3 separate regions of the Mus musculus genome follow, and all the other regions are linked to region 3. A link is a contact called in ENCODE Hi-C data. All regions are on one chromosome and are shown on one strand. The core of a region is the stretch at or near the end of the contact, and the rest is flanking DNA. Distances in the headings are between cores, read along the strand shown. Region 1 overlaps Coro2b (coronin, actin binding protein, 2B). Region 2 overlaps Coro2b (coronin, actin binding protein, 2B). Region 3 holds the start of Sh2d7 (SH2 domain containing 7).

The links. Hi-C counts contacts between places; a loop is a spot of excess contacts on that map.
Region 1: a map of T-helper 1 cell shows a loop between it and region 3 (43-fold over the local background). The contact joins the enhancer-like site here to the promoter of Sh2d7 in region 3. A Hi-C loop is called at or near these places in 2 of 37 maps with a recorded cell type or tissue (T-helper 1 cell and regulatory T cell).
Region 2: a map of T-helper 17 cell shows a loop between it and region 3 (32-fold over the local background). The contact joins the enhancer-like site here to the promoter of Sh2d7 in region 3. A Hi-C loop is called at or near these places in 3 of 37 maps with a recorded cell type or tissue (T-helper 17 cell and T-helper 2 cell).

What each region holds. Positions count from the first base shown.
Region 1 is chr9:62,450,497-62,454,887 of GRCm38, reverse strand. It overlaps Coro2b (coronin, actin binding protein, 2B), which reads left to right. Exons shown (of 12, transcript NM_175484.3): 3 at 243-359. Among named protein-coding and RNA genes, the nearest start is that of Gm40523, 37 kb to the right of the region's middle. Within about 2 kb of position 2,332, at least 1 of the 3 ENCODE cell types and tissues checked has a DNase peak (open chromatin) inside an H3K27ac peak, as active enhancers do.
Region 2 is chr9:62,423,113-62,427,564 of GRCm38, reverse strand. Coro2b (coronin, actin binding protein, 2B) reads left to right here. Exons shown (of 12, transcript NM_175484.3): 9 at 922-1,034; 10 at 1,334-1,424; 11 at 1,635-1,774. Among named protein-coding and RNA genes, the nearest start is that of Gm40523, 9.7 kb to the right of the region's middle. Within about 2 kb of position 2,149, at least 1 of the 3 ENCODE cell types and tissues checked has a DNase peak (open chromatin) inside an H3K27ac peak, as active enhancers do.
Region 3 is chr9:54,532,385-54,536,763 of GRCm38, reverse strand. Sh2d7 (SH2 domain containing 7) reads right to left here and starts at 2,641. Exons shown (of 6, transcript NM_173778.4): 1 at 2,443-2,641; 2 at 1,066-1,155. The coding sequence starts at 2,618.

The sequences.
Region 1 (4,391 bases), core at 1,083-3,582, 7.9 Mb before region 3:
ATAGCCTTGACACCTTTATCAGAGCCTAAGAATGTTTAAGGCTGTGGCTCCAGCCTCCTGAGAAAAACCACCAGCTTCCTGAGTCACAGATGTCAGAACAGCCTAGGGCTTTCCATCAGGACACAGAAAGGAAGTAAAGGGCCTGAGGAGCCCACCCCAGCAGATGAGTCCAAGCAAAGATCTTTCCTTTCTGAGCCACTCTGAATGGGGACAGCAACCTAATGATTTGTCTCTCCCTACAGACAGGCAGAATCGAGCCAAACTACCCCAAGGTATGCGGTCATCAGGGCAACGTGCTGGACATCAAATGGAACCCCTTCATTGACAACATCATCGCCTCTTGCTCCGAGGACACTTCGGTGAGCTGAGCAATGGGTGCTTCCCAGGCATAACCCTGAGCATGTACCTCCCTGCTTCCCCTAGAGAGCCTCTATACACACTACCTCTTTCTCCTCTCAGCCTTGCCCCCTCCCTCCCTCTCCAACCAGTCCCAAAATAGAGAGGACAAGACAAGGGTCGGGAAGGGACTGAGGGAGAGGATCTCTGCTGGACACACCCCGTGCTTCCAAGTTTGGAAGTGTTGCTTTGTAGGTGAGAATTAGAACCAAAAACTTAGGTGTGTGATTCAGCCTCTGCCTGTGCTCTATGGTGAAGGAAAGGAAGATGGGGAGGAGAAAGGAGGAAGGAGAGGAAGCAAGGGGAGGAGGGCTCCTGAGCATTTCAGGCTCACATGGTAAATGTCCCATCATTTATCATCTGGGAGCTGCGGCTTCAAGGACTGTGGTGACAAGGGTCACTTTGGGGATATTGAATCCCAACTTTCCACGTTCTACCCCTCGTGGGAAGATGAAGTAAATAGGAGAGAGAGCAGAGGCGAGAGCGGATGGGTGGAGAGAAGAGGGAGCTGGAGATGGGAGGGAAGAGCAGAAACTGGAGATACTGCTCAACTTGGTTAAGGGCTTGCTGAGCAAGCATGAGGACCCGAGTTCAATCCCCAGAGATGAAGGTAGAAAACGACTGGAAAATCCAGGGACACAGACATCAGTGCAGCTTCCTGTCTATCCTTCCTCAGTGTAGCTGCCTCAGAGGGGCAATGGAACAGAGTAGGACTCAGCCAAGCTGATACAAGAGCTCCCTCTATTCCCAAGTGAAGGAGCCTCTGCTCTCCAGCCAGGCCACTGGTTACCTAGTGCTCACTGGCGTAGTCGGAGGACAGGTTATGAGCCCAGGATACTAGAACTGGAAACAACTTCAGAGCTGTCTCCCTGTGTTCCCCAGCTGGACCTTGAACTCCAGAAGGAAGAGAGCATGGCCCATTTGGCTCTGAGTCCCTGGCATCTAACACAAGACCTCATATCTAAAACAAACAAACAAACAAACAAACAAACCCTCTTGCTGTGAACTGAATGAAAAACTCGAGTTAGATATGTGCACAGACCGAAGAATACACACATGGATGGATGGTTAGATGTCTGGATGCATGACTGATAGAGAGATGGTTGAATGGCTGGATATAAAGTTGGATGATTAGATAGATGATAGATGATAGATAGATAGATAGATAGATAGATAGATAGATAGATAGATAATGAATAATTACGATGGAAAAGGAGAAACAGACAGTAACATCTCCATGAATTCCCAAGTGGAGAGTGAGATCAGATCGCAGGCTCAGAACTTACATAACAAAGAGATGGAGGGTGCACTGGAAAAGCAGACAGGGCTTGGCTGGCTAGAAAGATTCCTGAGGGCAGAAAATGTCTGTGGGGACAGTGAATGGAAGTGGGGAAGGAACTCTATTGGCTTTGTTACTTTCTTCAGCAGCTTCAGGACCCAAGTGACCACAGGACAGCTATCAGGGGCCAGGTCACAGGAAGACTAGAGCTGCAGATGTGTGGACAGGAGGTGGATCCAGGAAAGGCCACAGAGCCCAAGGAATCACTGGCTGCTCCCCAGGCTGGGAAGGAGGCAGATGGAGCTCCTGGTGCCTGGTAAACATGATGGTCAACTGGAGAAAGGCTCAGGGCTCAGCAAGCTCAGGGCAGGCAAGGCTGCTCCCCACCTAGGGAGCCCAGGAGGACAAGGACTGCATCTGTCTCTGTCCCAGCCTACTGGAAGGGCTGAGTGACTCACCAGCCAGCAGTGAGCAGACAGTCTTGAGATTCTGGGCTCTTGTATGCACTCTGGCCTCAGGACTCCACATGCACTCTCCCCCTGGGAGGCAGGCAGCGCACGAAGGGACAGCGTAAGACCCAGCTGGGAAAGGGAAAGACAATCAGGAGGACCGGCCTGTGTTAGCTCAGCCTCTTCCTCCATCTGCTGTTGCTCCCTACTCCTGGATGTAGCCAATGCACAAGACATGCATGGTGTGTGGTCAGACAAACTCAAGGCTCAGCCCTGCTACAGGAGTCACATGATCGGTACCCACTGGTGGACAGCCTGATGGGATGCTGGGGTCCAAAGTCTCTACTGTGGAATCTGGTGGCCTTGAGATGAGACGTCGGTGCCGCTGCTTAGCTGGGTGCCCAATGGCATATGGCTTCGCCTCTCCGGACCCTGGCTCTGCTCATCTCAGAGGCAGTAATAGCAGGGCCCTCCTCAGCATAGTGACCAGGATATGAAGAAGCCCATGCATACCGCTGTGCCTGGCACCTCACAGGTGCTTGCTGCTTCAGTCCTGCTCTGCAGACAGCCCCAGCAGGGAGGCAGAGCCCACAGACACATAGAGATGAGTCAGGACTCCACAAAGGCTGTGGGCACAGACAAGAGGGAGGAGCTAATGAAGACCCAGATACAGAGGAGGGAACGTGGGAGGGCTGGTCCTGGAAGACTGGGAGTTTGTTCACTAGGGCGAGAGCCTGGGCCACCCATCCTCAATTAAACAATTAAACAGACAAGGTAATAGTGAAACACAGAGAAAGGAGACTTCTTTGGTAAATTATTTATTCAGATAGCATTCCTGGTGAGCTATGGTCCTGTCCATCACTGGCCCATCAATGCTGGCTTCCAGTCTCTTCTTCAAGGTGACCAAACAAGCTGTGGAAACTGTATGAAACCTTTCCTTGAGATAAGCTCCCCGGGGCTGGAGAGATGGCTCAGCCCTTAGTTAAAGGCTGGGCTCACAACCAAAAATAGAAGAGATAAGCTCCCCACCCCCACCCACTCACGGCTGGCGCTAGGTTTCAGACTCTTGCTTCTCCCAACATGAGATTCCTATGGGGATTCCAATTTGTTAGGAGCCATTTTCTTAACAGTCTAATAACCAGAAAGAGGGCACAAGTTTCTTTAGGATAGCTTCATTCCTGTCAGTACGGTTACACTTCAACCAGAAGAGAAAGGGTTAAAGTGAACCCAAGAAGAGTCCTGGCCTAGAACAAGGCCTGGAGGGAGTAAGCAGGGTGCCTAAGAAAAGGCGAGTCCTCCAGCTTGGTTGGAGCTGTGGGTGATGTCACCGGGGAGTAAGCAGGAGAGAGGGTTGCAGAGGGAGGTTGGGACAGATAAAGGAGGAAAGGCAGGGTGAGCTTAACTCTGCCGCCGGAGCTTCTCAAACCATCCAAGGATCCTTTGGGATCCAGGGGATGGGGGTGGGGGTCTGAAGGGGCCTCAGCCAGCTTTTGGGGGGACATAAGGCTCCGGTCACCTGGATGGAGGCTGCTGATGTAGACAGGTGATTAAGTCTGAGATAGGGGAGGACCTAAGCTTTTCAGCAGCTGCCAGGCCTGCTAGAAGCCAGGCTCAGAGCCTCCTTAGCCCGCTGGTTTCTGCTCACACCTGTGCAGTACTTAGGACTTTAGCCTTGGAGCCCACAGGCCCAGGGCGAAGCTCAGTTGCTCCTGAAGAGCTGGACCCCGAACCCGAGGTTACATCAGGAGTCTGTAGCAAGCAGCTTTCCAGACTCCTGCCCTGCTGCCTCGCCAAGGCCTTGCTTCTATAGGGGACAAAACTGAGGCCCAGAACCATGGCAGGCTAACAGTCTGGATCCATTGCACACTCTCTGTGTGTCCCGAGTTGGGCATTGAGCATTCAGACATGCAGAAGAGTCCTCCCCACCTGGCCCTGCAGCCCGTGTTTAAGGAGCCTCTGACTGGCCTTCCTGCCATAAGTTCTCCTGAACTTCCTCCACCAGCCCATTCCAGCCTGAAGGGTCAACTCACTGTGCAGCATACATACAGAGGCCGGTCTAGGAGGTTCACAGGTATACCAGACACAGTGTTTCCTACCAGGGCTAGGAACATCATCCCCAAGAAGCCTTTGCTGGTCTTGGTCCTTTCCTGCAGGAGGCCATGCAGGAGGACAGACAGATGGCCTTAGAACTCATGGAGTGCAGCCCACGGCTTACCACAGCCACATGGGTGAGCCTCAGTGTGTCACAGCCCGAGGGCCACGTGTCC
Region 2 (4,452 bases), core at 900-3,399, 7.9 Mb before region 3:
GCAAGAGCTCCACCATTTTCCTTGGACCCCAGCACCCAGAGAGACTTGGAACAGAAGACTTGTGAATTTGAGGGTAGACCAGGGGCTATGCAGAGAGACCCTGTCTCAATAAAGAGGGAGAGAGAGAGAGGGAGGGAGGGAGGAGAGATGGGTGGAAGGGAGCGTATTGTAGAAATCTTTTTGGAAGAGCAGCTTCCATCCCAGTTGGAAAGACCTAGAGCCCTCACTCAGATTTACACTACAGGAAAGACACATGGTCTGTCTGTACTTGGCACAGGAAGGTGCCAATCATCTACGTGCTTTGCTCTTCCATGACCTCACACGGGGCGGGGCCACTTCTGCCTAACGAAGCAAAAGTTCAGAGTTAGTGACTCACCCAAGAACTCCTGTGTGGAAAAGGGGCAGAGTCCCCGTTCAAATCCCATTTATAGAAGTCCAAGCTGAGCTCCTAGCACTGTGCAAGCTCTGCCTACTCAGGAGGCGAAGCTGCTCGGGACAGTCTGGCTAGTGAAGTGCAGACAACACATGTAGGTACTGCTGCTTCTAGAAGATCAACAGCAAGCTGTCTCTTGGACCGTGTTGAAACCTCTGGAGTGGAGAGTGGCTTTGCCCTCCTCTCTGTTCTCTGCAGACTGAGACAAAGAAGCAGAGGGAAGACAGTTCATTCCAGAAGGTGCTAGGCCCTGCAGCCTTGTTAAGTTTGTGTCTTGAGTTTGAGGCCAGCCTGGGATACATGACCTTAACCTTGCCTGCCCCCTCCCCTGGCAAATAGTGACTATCATCAGTCAGAGGCCGACTCAAGACATCATGACCACCCTCTGTCCTCTGGGTGGGTCTTTGCACCCAAACTGCAGCCAGCCTGAGAATGTCAGACCGTGAGCAGGGACAGAGAGGTCCCCATAAAGCCCCGTGTCTCTCTAGGTGTCATGCCCAAGCATGGGTTGGATGTGTCTGCCTGCGAGGTCTTCCGCTTCTACAAGCTGGTGACCCTCAAGGGCCTGATTGAACCCATCTCCATGATTGTACCCCGGAGGGTGAGTGGGACTGGGTTGGGCTGCAAAGGGCCCCATGTTCAATCTTACTAACCAGAAGCCCAGATGAACCCAGATAAAGGAGGTGTCGGGACTAGAATATTCAGGCTCCACCTGAAGTAGGGGGCGGAGGACACTCTCAGGTAGGGATGGTTGGTTTGCATGAAAGGGGTCAGTTCTCGAAGGGAGGCCCGGGGAGGACAAAGACTTTGAGGTGGAATGGTAGGGGTGCGCCTAGCTAGATGGTCCCGGCTTTCCCAGCGGTTCCCAGATATCCTTTCCCTTCTTCCTCCCCCGTGCAGTCAGATTCCTACCAGGAGGACATTTATCCCATGACACCAGGCACAGAGCCAGCGCTGACCCCTGATGAATGGCTGGGAGGCATCAACCGAGGTACCTCTGCGGGCGGGCGGGCGGGCGGGTGGGCGCGTGGGCAGGCACGCAGGAGCCACAGAAGAGCTACTCTCCAGCTCAGCTAGCTTCCTCCGCATGATCCCTTGTCCACGTGTGCCCTTCCTCCCACACAGCCAGCAAGCTTGGGACAGTGATATGTCACTCTATAGCCCAGCCTGTTAGATGACAGTGTCTCCATTGCCTCCCCAGATCCCGTGCTGATGTCTCTGAAGGAAGGCTATAAGAAGTCTTCAAAAGTGGTATTTAAGGCCCCCATCAGAGAAAAGAAGAGCGTTGTCGTCAACGGCATAGATTTATTAGAAAATGTCCCACCCAGGACAGAGAATGAGGTAAGGCTGCAGAGTGTCCCCCACACCTCAGGAAGAGTCAGGCCTTTATGTTGCCACTGTGAGCTTCAGGCTTGGAAGGCAGCTCTATCCTGGGACATTTTTCTATCAGTGACACATTCTGTAAGTAACATGTAGTTGGTTCCCTTTGCCTCTGACTTGGAATGAACTTGGAAGCTGGGATGTCAGAGAGATCTGTCTCCCTCCAAACCTCAAATTCACTGACAGAGATGGAATATTATCCTCATGTGTTGTGGACATTGTAAATCACCAAGCGGGTCCATCTTCCTGGCCTCCTCATCACAGCCGGCCTTGACTTCCTGCTTGCTGGTCTGTCACGTTTCCTGCCTCAGAGGAAGAGACTGGCTGTTTACAAGCGGCCTCTTTGTACCACGAGGAGTAAGAGCTCATGCTGACACAGCTAGAGCTGTCCATGGCCTCTGAAGTTAGCTGCTTTCAGGCTGTCACTCCACCCCCACCCCCACCCCAGGCCCACATGCCAACACAGCTCAGCTCAACTGGTAGTTATAGGATGCCTACTGTGTGTCAGACCCGTGGCCTGATGCAGCTGGAAGCCCAACTGGTTGTATAAGTCCATCTGTGTATGAATTCGGGCTCTGCCATTTCCACTGAGTGTCCTGACTTGTCCAGCTGTTGTGATATGCTAGAGAGACGGGGCACAGTACCCAGCAGTCTTCATGGCTCACGCTAAGTGCTCAGAAAGGCTGGCTGCATTAGCCCTCTGTTGCTGTGTAACACATTACCCACAGCCTATTTACAGCTCCAAGGATTAGTTACCTTTCTCATTGTTGTGACTAAAATACCTGAAGGAGGAAGCAGGGAGAGTTTGGGGGGAGCCTACAGTCGGGGGAGATACAGTCCACTATGGCAGGGAAATCACGGCAGCACCAGGAAAGAGGCATCTGGTCCCATTACCTCCACAATCAGGAAACAGAGAGCGAACAGAAGTAGGGCGGGGCTATAAAACTTATAATCTCACCTAGGGAGGCATCACCTCCTAAAGGTTCCCCAACCTTCCCAGATAGCACCCCCAGTTGGAAACAACGTGTTCAAACACATGGGGGGGGCATTCCATACTCAAAGCAAAATACTTTGCCAAGGCTGATCAGCTTTCAGCCATCTCTGGGTGCCTGTGGTTCAAGTCGCTTATGAGCTGCAGCTATGTCAGCTGGGGCCGCAGTCACAGCCCGGGGTCCTAGCTAAGGGAGGACCTGCTTGGATATTGATTCTCATGGCTGCTATCCGGCAGAGGACCTCAGTCCTCACCGTCCCAGCCACGTGGACTTCAGTAAATGCTAGCTTCCGCCATGTCAGCCAACTTCCTGCGCAGCAAGAGAGGACTCCAAGATGGAAGCCAAAGAGGTTCTGTAAGGTGATCTAGGATGATACATCACCAATGCTGCCATGCCCTGCGTGTTTGGCACAAGCTGCTAGGTTCAGCTCAGTTCAGTGGGGAGAATGGCAAGCACCATCTTAGATCAGGCTGTTGGTCCACAAACGTAGACTATCACCATCATCAGTAAAGATCACTGCACTTCACCTCAGGGATCATCCTTAAAAGAGCATCTGGCAGGCAGCTTGATCACAGGCATGACATGTGTCTATGCGGGCTGGGGGTGTGGCTCAGCTAATAGAATGCTTGCCTGGTATGCCAAAGGACCGGGGTTCGATACCCAGTACCACATCAACTGGGCATATATGGTAGACACCTGTAATCCTAGCGCCTCTGAAGTAGAATCCATACTGAGCTAGAGATCTGGGATAGGAGAGAGAGGGTTATGTGCCACTATAGAAAGATGTTCATAGCTGGGCGTGGTGGCGCACGCCTTTAATCCCAGCACTCGGGAGGCAGAGGCAGGCGGATGTCTGAGTTCGAGGACAGCCTGGTCTACAGAGTGAGTTCCAGGACAGCCAGGGGTACACAGAGAAACCCTGTCTCGAAAAAAAAAAAAAACCAAAACAAAACAAAAAAATAAAGGAAAAAAAAGAAAGAAAAAAAAAAGAAAAAGAAAAGGAAAGAAAAAGAAAGAAAGAAAGAAAGAAAGAAAGAAAGAAAGAAAGAAAGAAAGAAAGAAAGAAAGAAAGAAAGAAAGAAAGGAAGAAAGAAAGAAAGGTGGATGTTCATAGTTCTAGAAAGGATGAAATCTTGTGATAAACAGGGTTCTTCTCAAAATAACCCAGGCAGAGGGCAGTGGTAGAAGACTTGGAACTGGAGCAAAGCTGGGTGGCAGACGCTAGGGAGCTCCTGGGACCATTTTTCTTATTTTTGTTTATATTTAACATTTCCAGTTTTAAAAACAATTTTTTAACAAAAGAAAAGAAACGAAAGAAAGAAAGAACCCTGCCTTTTGAAGGCAGAAATATGGGTTGCCGAGATTGCCCGAGTGAGCAATCGTGAGGGCTGGATCCCTGTCTCAGCCCTGAGGGTGAAGCAGGAGGGCCGGAGGGGATGAAGTGGAGTGACATCCAGCTACCCAGATGCCTATATGGATTGGAACCAGTGACCTGGGGAAAGCATTCCGAGTTCTCTGTGCAGGAGAGACAGAGCCCGCCATCCTCCTGTGGCTAAGCCGTGCCTCTCCCACCTTGGGAATAAATAACTCAGACGCCGAGGCCTCAGCTTTACCCATAGTTACGACATTCTGAAAGCCAGGAAGTAA
Region 3 (4,379 bases), core at 1,392-3,891:
ACACAGAATAAAGAAAGACCAAAACTAAAAGGAGATTTGGGAAAGGCTTATTGTATTTCAGAGTGCCCAAAACAGTGTCTTGGGGGACAAATGAGGACTGAGCAATTATTAACATTTGCTTAACCCCTCCACGGTTTGTTCACTGTGCCAGGCAATTGCAAATGCCTCGTCTCATCATGCGCTCGCAACAGTCCTTTGGTAGGTAACTAGAACACTCCTATTTTACATATGAGATGGCAGAGACACAGAGAGGCAAAGAAGCTTCCTCCAGGTTAGGATCTGAACAAGGAGGGTCTGTGCACATAATTTGAATGAGAATCTGAAGACTTGGAAGTTTGCCCTGCAACCCTGGCCTCCTTCCAGGCCTCCGGAGGGAGCCTTCTACCTTCCCAACTCAGCCTAATTTCAGACCATGGTCCACAGCCGCCACCTCGGACTTTACACTAGGTACATGTCTCTTCCTCTTTAGTCTTATAGCCTTACATTACTAAGACCTAAGATCTTTAGTCTTATAGCCTTACATTACTAAGACCCAAGATCTTCATACCCAACCAATGCTGTGGGTTGTCACAGCCTTCACACCTCCAGACTGCCTCCAGTTCTCCCTCCTTAAGCACTCTGCCTGGATCCCTTCTTTGTTCTCAGACTTCTCATCTATGGCTATCCTTTTCCCAGAGATTTGTCTGGCTGCACCCAAGGATCTGTGACTCTCAAAATCTTGTACTTACGCTCATGCCAGTCCACTTAGTAGAAAGACTTTATACCCAACCATGCCCTCTTCCCACTAGCAAGCCTGTTCCTCTGCCACTGGACTTAGAGTTCATCTGCACCCACCGGGAAGATGTTTCATCTGGCTCCCTTCATCCCTTTGAAGGCTGCAGCAACATCCCTGGCTGATAGTGTTGGTGCTCTGAAAGGGTTGGCCAAGCAGAGGATGACTGAACTATGGCGTCAGGGCCCAGAGAAAACCAGATAGTGGGTTTCTGAACCTCTGTGCTCATCAGCAGGTTCTGGGTTATGGAACCCCTAGGCTACCTGTCTCTTCATAGAGGGCTTCCCACTTACCTATAAGACAAGATGTAGCCGACAGCCCGGTCACTGAGGCGGATGAGGAAGGAACCGAGGGCTTTGTCCCTGAGTAGCTGCTCTGTTTGCCTGGACAGAGGACACACCATTAACTGGGACCTGTACCCTCACAGTAACCAAGCAGCCTGAATTGGATCTGCTTCAGGATCCTTTCAGACAGTGGCCTAGAGTTCTAAATTGAGACAGATTTTCAGCCCTTGATAGAGAACCTTCTGAGCTCTTTGACTGACTCTGAGGCCTTCAAGGTGCAGTCTGTGGTTGGTTCTGGCTCAAGTGAGCAAACTAAAGACAGTCTGTCGTTGAATGTGAGTCCCCAGGCGACAGGCACCTTCCACCCTGCAATGTAGCCTTGTCAGCAGGAGCAATAGACACAACCTGCAGCTTCCAGCTCTCTATTCAGATAACTGTATAGAAAGAACTATACCAGGAACTTTCACATCAGTAGGGATCCCTGTCTTGGGACTAAGTGTGTAGTTGTGCAAGAGGCACACTACATAAGAGTGTCTGTAGCAAAGAGCTGCTGTTGTGTCTCAAGCTTGGTTACAAGAGGAGCTTAAAAAAAATCACTACCATCCCTTCGGGTCCTTCTACATGATACCAAGTGTTTTTGAGGTACAATGGAAAATTCTAGTATTTTTTTCCTTTGGCTTGGAAGAACACAGATCATATAATTCCTTACCCACTTACTCACCAAATACATCACTACATCACTAGAACTACCTTCATAATTTTCAGGGATCTGTGCCAAATGAATATATGGGACCCCTTATTTCCAAACAAAGGGCATCAAGACATAACACAGAGCATTAAGACAGCTGCAGGTCCCCTGAACACAGCCTCGTGTGGTCCGCAAAGCTGTCCCCGGTGCTGTGTTAGACACTGGGTCAGGACCTGGTTGGTGGGCTTTGTTTCTCATTCCTTTTTCCATCTAGTACTTGGGAAGCTTGAAGATCTCTCTCAACCACAATGCCAAGTCTCACATCCTTGCCTCTATGCCAGGATAATCATGTGTCTAGGTTTCCTGGACAGTTTTCTACCTCAATTACAATAACATTCCAGTGCTGGCACATGGCATGGTCTTCTAACTTTCACCAAGATACTCAGAACTCATCTAAACATGCCTAGCTCCTACTCAGTCCACTGTGGTTCTTCCCACAGCTGCAACTACCCAAGATCCCGCTAGGCAAATGCCCTCCATATGTGCCTTCAAAAGCTTCTACAATCTGTCCCTTCTACCCCAGGGTCCTGCTTAGTGAGGGAAAGGTCAGGAGCCCAAGGTTCTGGAGTCCTTGGGCCATATTCCCAGCCCTGAGGAGCTGCAGATCATGCTGGTCTTGTGGTCAGGGGCAGCCTTACTTGCGAGTGATGAATCCATGAAACCAGGGGGGCAGAACTCCATTCTGTAGGATAGAGGGGGCCTGTGTCTCCATGAACCACTTCAGAGCCAGCTCTTGGATTTCAGCCAAGGCCCGCCCACCCCCTGCCTCCTCCAGTGCCTTGCCCAGATGGAGCTGCTCTGGGCCGCCCTCCATCCTGGTGAGCACTGATGATATGTGAATCCTGATGGCTGCAGTCCTTTATATCTATGCGTGATGCAGCTCATTTGCCTGTGCTCACACCCTTCTCAATGCCCGTGGCACACAGGAGTCCTATTAGATGGCTCTCCTGTGTGAAGCTTTGGGACCAGGCATTTTGGCTGCTAGAGTCACTAGCAGGAGGCTATCGTAGCAGCCTGGTAAGGATCAGGCAGGATTTCCATGATCTCTGGGCCAGCAGAAAAGCTGATGCCTGTGACCTCTTTTTTCCCAACCTCCAGTCTTTGCCTCAGTGGAAAAGCAGACATAAGATGCAGTCACAGCACTGCCCCTGTGAACAGAGCTCTGGATTTAAATTCACTGTATCCTTCCTTCACTGGGGCTTTTGTGTTTTGGTGGGGAAATTCCATGCTGATTAATTTTACCTTTTACTTCAGATTGTATCAGGTACCTGCTGTGTACCATATAAATCTGGGAACAAGACAACTCTCTGTGTGGTGTGTGTGTGTGTGTGTGTGTGTGTGTGTGTGTGTGTGTGAGAGAGAGAGAGAGAGAGAGAGAGAGAGAGAGAATGAGAGAGAAAGAGAGAAAGCGCTCACTCACGTGCGCACACACACACACACACACACACAGGTATTTACCCATGCATAAGTCTGGAAATTAGAGGTTGATATCGGGTGTCTTCCTCTATTGGTGTCCACCTTACTTTTTGAGATAGAGTCTCTCATTGAACCTGGAACTGCTGTTTCAGGTAGGCTGTCTGGCCAGCAAGTTCCTGGGATTCCTGTCTCCGCCTCTCAGTGTGTCCAGCTTTTATGTGGGTGCTGAGGCTACAAATTCAGGTCTTCATGCTTGTGAAGCAAGCACTTTACCTGACAAGTCATCTCCACACTCCCAGAGAAGCACTTACTACTAATGGCAGTAGATAAACAATAAATGTGTGTGATTGCTTGTGTAACACCACACCAGATGAGCCCAGCCTGCGGGGAGCAGGGAGATGGAGACAGAGTGTGTTGGCTGCATGTCATGGGTAGTAGTCAGTCTTGCCCAAGAGTGACCATGGATCTTTGAAGGAGGAAGCCAAGTACCTGGTGAGGAAAGACTGTTGCCAACTATGGGGAAAGTAATTCAATGACAGGATTTTGGCATCCATTTAGGGCAGGCGGTAGAACACTTTATTCACACAAATATTCCCAATCCTGGTGTCAGCATTCTACAGCAGAAACTGAAGCTGAGGTGGCAGAAGCATTAGCACCGCCCCCCCCCCCCCCAGACATGGGTTAGAATCCCAATTCTATCACATTTTGGCCTAGGGTATCAGAAGGTTGTTGAGCCATTGGAGATAGCTCGGTTTCCTCATACACTGGGAATTAGAGGCTATTGTTTGGCTCCGGGGCCGTTATAATGAGTAGGAGCAAAGCGGTAAAGGATGAAAGATCATTTACATACATTCAAAGCAGGGCAGAACTAATCAAGGATGCTAAAAATTAAGACAGCAGAGGCTGTGGTGGTGCAGGGGGGCAGTGTTTATGGACTTCTAGGAACAGATGAGGAGCTGTCAAGGGCTGGTGTGTTTCCACTTTCTCATCTGGGGGGTGTGCTCACTATGAAAATTCATGGGAGCATAGCTTATGCTCTTTGCTAATTACATGTCCCACTTCAATTAAAACCATTTACGGAAAAAGAAGGGGAAGATGTCACAGCCACATTTCCATGGTTCGGATTCTGGCTTGATAACTGTGTTGACCCTTAACCAAA